Regions from separate parts of the Homo sapiens genome. Here region 2 is linked to region 1. A link is an interaction called in ENCODE POLR2A ChIA-PET data of the cell type or tissue named here. Cell type or tissue: PC-9. All regions are shown on one strand.

Region 1 (2,500 bases):
GCCTTGTAGGTCTCCAGGTACCGCCCAGCTTCCTCGGGGCTGGGATAACAGGATACAGGGCAGCCGGGAGGTGAGGTATCAGATTATAGATTTGCTTCATTATGGTCAGTCATAAGAATTGCCAATACTAGGCCGGGCGCGGTGGCTCACGCCTGTAATCCCAGCACTTTGGGATGATGAGGCAGGCAGATCATCTGAGGTCAGGAGTTCGAGACCAGCCTGGCCAACATGGTGAAACCTCGTTTCTACTAAAAATACAAAAAAGTAGCTGGGCTTGGTGGCGCGTGCCTGTAGTCCCAGCTACTCAGGAGGCTGAGGCAGGAGAATCGCCTGAACCCGGGAGGCGGAGGTTGCAGTGAGCCAAGATCACGCCATTGCACTCCCGCTTGGGCAACAAGAGTGAAACTCCATTTCAGAAAAAAAAAAAAAAAAAGGCCGGGTGTGGTGGCTCACGCCTATAATCCCAGCACTTTGGGAGGCTGAGGTGAGCAGATCACCAGGTCAGGAGATCGAGACCATCCCGACTAACATGGTGAAACCCCATCTCTACTAAAAATACAAAAAATTAGCCGGGCGTGGTAGCGGGCGCCTGTAGTCCCAGCTTTTCAGGAGGCTGAGGCATGAGAATGGCGTGAACCCGGGAGGTGGAGTTTGCAATGAGCCGAGATCACGCCACTGCACTCCAGCCTGGGCGACAGAGCCAGACTCCGTCTCAAAAAAAAAAAAAAAAAAAAAAACAATTGTGGTTGCTAAAAATCAAAATTCCAGCCCATCCCCCGCCAAATACAACCTGGTAGTAACCACTGCTGGGCGCATCTTGATATCTTTTCTGGCTACAGGCCAGCTCTTGGGAGCCCAACCCCACTTCTCCCTGGGTAACCCTGGGCCAGTGGTTTGCTCTCTGGGCCTGTTTCCTCACTGTAAAGTGGGGTGGTCAGGCATAGTGGCTCATGCTTGTAATCCCAGCACTTTGGGAGGCTGAGGCAGGAGGATCACTTGAGCTCAGGAGTTCAAGACCAGCCGGGACAACATAGCAAGGTGTTGTCTCCACAAAAAATTAAAAATTAGCCAGGTGTGGTGGCGCGTGCCTTTAGTCTCAGCTGCTCGGGAGGCTGAGGCAGGAGGACTGCCTGAGCCTGTCAAGTTGAGGCTTCAGTAACCTGTGATAGCACCACTGCACTCCAGCCTCAGCAAAAGAGCAAGACCCTGTCTCAAAAAAATAATAATAAAGTGGGGAGGATGGTATGACTTTGAAGATCAGAGAATACTCTGGAATGCTCTGTAAGTGCCAAAAGCCACGCCTGGCACTGCTGAAGAAATGTTAGCTATTTTGGAAGGGAAGTCAGCACACAAAGTGTTTGTACTGGGTTTGACAGGAGGAAAACCAGAAACACTGCTTATTTTCCCGCTGCAGCAAGAAGCCAACCTCATGAAATGTTCAGCTTCCAACCGGGCACAGTGGCTCACGCCTGTAATCCCAGCACTTTGGGAGGGTAAGGCGGGAGGATCACCTGAGGTCAGGATTTCAAGACCAGCCTGGCCAACATGGCAAAACCCGTCCCTACTAAAAATACAAAAAAATTAGCTGGGCGTGGTGGTGCACACCTGTAATCCCAGCTACTTGGGAGGCTGAGGCAGAATTGCTTGAACCCCCAAGGCAGAGCCGAGATCGTGCCACTGCACTTCAGCCTAGGGGACAGAGTGAGGCTCTGTATCAAAAAAAAAAAAAAAAAAATTAAGACCTTGTTTTACAGATGAGGAAACTGAAGGCCAGAGAGAGGCAGTGCCTGCACCAGGCCCACACAGGAAGGAGAAGGGAAGGGCTGGGCAGGGTGGGATGGGGGAGCAGGGACCAATCCCAGGTGGAGCCTGAATGAGGCAGGGAAGCCCTCATCTCACCTCCAGGCGAGGATCAATGTGCAGTCGGCCAGGATACACATCTTAGCCAGCTCCTTGAGGGCCTGCTGGGGATCTTTCTGGAGGAGAAAATCAGAATTAGAAACCTAGAAGCCAGGAATTACAAAAATTAGCCAGGCGTGGTGGCAGGTGCCTGTAATCCCAGCTACTAGGGAAGCTGAGGTGGGGGAACTGCTTGAACCCGGGAGGCAGACGTTGCAGTGAGCCAAGATCGCGCCACTGCACTCCAACCTGGGCGACAGGGTGAGACTCTGTCTCAAAAAAAAAAAGAAGAACAAAAAAAGAATTAAAGCCTGAAAACACAGTAGCTCAGGATGCCAAGAGCCTCTCACCCAATTGTCACTCTCTAAGCTCCTACTGGGTGCCTGGCCCGTGCTAAGCAGTGCTAGGACCCAGCAGTGGCTGAGACAGCCCTGACTCTGCCCTCCCAGGGCTCACAGTCTGATGAGCAGGACAGACCTGTCCCCAGACACTGATGATCTGGAGTGGCCAGGGCTGCGATGTGGGAGCCAGAGGAGGGACTGAGCCTGCCTGGGGGATCAGGGAGGGCTTCTTGGAGGAGGGGACATTAGAGCTGAGACCC
Region 2 (2,500 bases), 240 kb before region 1:
GGAATCCTCTCTTTGCCCAAAGGCTTCCCTTGTCTTCAAAGCCTCTGAGGTAGAAAAGCCACGGCTGCTTCCTCCAAGGGCTTCTCCTCCTTAGAGAACAAAGGCCTTCCTGGCCCCTCTGGCCGGTCCTCCAGTTCACAACCTGTGACAGCCCAGGAGAATGGCCACAAATAACCACCGTACCAGGCAGGATAGGAGGTCACAAAAGCCCTACACACTGGCTGTGGCTCCTGGGCACCTGTGCTGTGGGGACAGAGATGAAGGAGCCACCATCCCTGTCCTCAAGGAGCTCTGAAGCTGGTGGGAAAGGCGGCCTGTGCTACCCAGAAGCCCTGGGGCCAGAAGCCTGAGTTCTAATTTTGCCTTTAAGAGAACATTCTGCCCTGAACTGGGAGGGAGGCGGGTGGGGGCCATGTGCTCCACCCCTTCCTGTCTCTTGTGTCTGCCCTACCCCTCGATTGTTCTCTAGGCACCTGCTAGCTCCTGGGCAGAGGCTGACCCTGTTCAACGCCCACCTGCTGAGCCACTCTGTGCCAGGCCCAGGGGTGTGGTGGGGAACCCAGGGAAGGAGCAGCCCTGGTTAAGAAAAGCACACAGACAGAAGTGCTGGCACACAGATGGGTGAGTGAGGGGTGGGTGCGAGAAGCCTGCAGGACTTCCCTGCTGTTGCCCTCAACTCTCCTCCCTGGTCCAGCAAGGCATCCTGAGCAAGTCCAGATCCTGCCTCTGCCCACTCAGAACTCCCCATCCTGTCCCCTGGCCCAGCCCGGAAGGTTGAGCCCACCACAGCCTCTGCCTTAAGCTCCTGCAACAGCGGGGCCCTTCCCAGGCCAATCTCCATCCAGTCCATTCCTGTGGCCAGGGAGACATTTCTAGAATGTAAATCTGAGCCAGGCGCACCTCAGTTTAAACCCGGCTATGGCTCCCACTGCCTTCGGGATGGAGCCCCAGTTCCCAGGAGGGCCTCGCTGGAGCTCCCAGCCACAGATGCTCAGGACGGTGTTCCGGGCAGGGACCTATCTGACAGCCGCTCCGCCCGCCCCACACCCTCCTCAGATAAGGGGCTGCCCAAGTGCACTCTCGGGGTGTGGTGGATGGAGGCCTGGCGCAGCAGGGCTATTCTCGGGGCGCCTCGGGCCTGGTCTCAGACAATGGGTGACAGCGCCTTAGCTCTTTACTACATGCACTCAGGGGAATCCTCTCTTTGCCCAAAGGCTTCCCTTGTCTTCAAAGCCTCTGAGGTAGAAAAGCCACGGCTGCTTCCTCCAAGGGCTTCTCCTCCTTAGAGAACAAAGGCCTTCCTGGCCCCTCTGGCCGGTCCTCCAGTTCACAACCTGTGACAGCCCAGGAGAATGGCCACAAATAACCACCGTACCAGGCAGGATAGGAGGTCACAAAAGCCCTACACACTGGCTGTGGCTCCTGGGCACCTGTGCTGTGGGGACAGAGATGAAGGAGCCACCATCCCTGTCCTCAAGGAGCTCTGAAGCTGGTGGGAAAGGCGGCCTGCGCTACCCAGAAGCCCTGGGGCCAGAAGCCTGAGTTCTAATTTTGCCTTTGAGTCTTGCTGAACCACCTCGAAATCCCTTCCTCTACCAAGCACAGGGTCCCTCCTCTGTGAATCGGGAGGGCTGTCCTGAGGACTAAATGCAGTCAACACTGTGCAAGTACTGCACAGACGCCCTCAGGAAACGGGAGGCCTGTCTGGTTCAGAGGAACCCTTTTGGGCCAAAGAGAAGGAATGGAGAGAGGAGGTGGGGCCAATAAAGAGAAAGGACTGAGGAAGCCGTTTCTCATGACAGGCCCCCTGAAAAACGGGGCTCCCCAGGAGGAAGGAGTGAGGGGAAACGATGCAGTTCTCACCCCTAGCTGCAGCGAGAGCCACCTGGGAGCTTTCTGAGGCCTGACACTCAGGCCTCACCCCAACCGGGTTCGTCAGAGTCTCTGGTGTGGGACTCCAGCATCGGAATGTAGTGGCAGCTGGGTAGGGAACCCCTGCCCAAGGTCCCAGGCACATTCGTGTGCTCTGAAAGGCTGGTGGTGAGCAGAGCTGAGTAAGCCAGTTTCCCACACTCGCTTGACCACAGAAACCCATTAAAATCCTTCCCAGGGCAAATGCTGGGAAATGCAAGTGAGAGTTTACAGCACAGGCTTTGGAAGTGGGAGGCCTGGTCGCGCTCCTGACTCTGCCACTTGAGAGCAAGGAACTCCGTCCATCAAAGCCTCCGCCGCCTCATCTGTAAATCGGGGAGGACCATGCCAACCTCTCTGGGTCATCAGAAGATCAAATGAAATCAAGAGTGAGAAGCCATGAGTGCACACAGGAAGCACTCATATGAGGGGAGGGAGGGAAGAGCTAGCACTGCTCATAAGCCAAATGAATCCCAGTCCCCACCCATCCCCACCTGCCACGGCACAGGCTCTGCATTCACCTCCTCAACACGTCCACACTGAGGACCCACTACGAGCCAGGACATCCAGTGGTCATCAATACACACCC

What was found. ChIA-PET counts read pairs that join two places held together with the same protein. Peaks named below come from ENCODE experiments on the same cell type or tissue, not always from the same donor. Only the 100,000 strongest peaks of a DNase experiment are listed, where the experiment ranks them.
Region 2: POLR2A ChIA-PET joins it to region 1 with 5 read pairs; 4 of 35 experiments call an interaction of 5 or more read pairs at or near these places.

The regions. Positions count from the first base shown.
Region 1 is chr19:45,414,922-45,417,421 of GRCh38, forward strand. ERCC1 (ERCC excision repair 1, endonuclease non-catalytic subunit) reads right to left here. Exons shown (of 10, transcript NM_001983.4): 6 at 1,900-1,976; 7 at 1-39. Among named protein-coding and RNA genes, the nearest start is that of ERCC1, 7.7 kb to the right of the region's middle. In PC-9, no CTCF peak of the experiment used is centred here; a DNase peak (open chromatin) is centred at 1,370; H3K27ac peaks cover 1,327 bases.
Region 2 is chr19:45,171,954-45,174,453 of GRCh38, forward strand. The region is part of intron 1 of TRAPPC6A (trafficking protein particle complex subunit 6A); the gene reads right to left. Among named protein-coding and RNA genes, the nearest start is that of TRAPPC6A, 5.0 kb to the right of the region's middle. In PC-9, no CTCF peak of the experiment used is centred here; no DNase peak of the experiment used is centred here.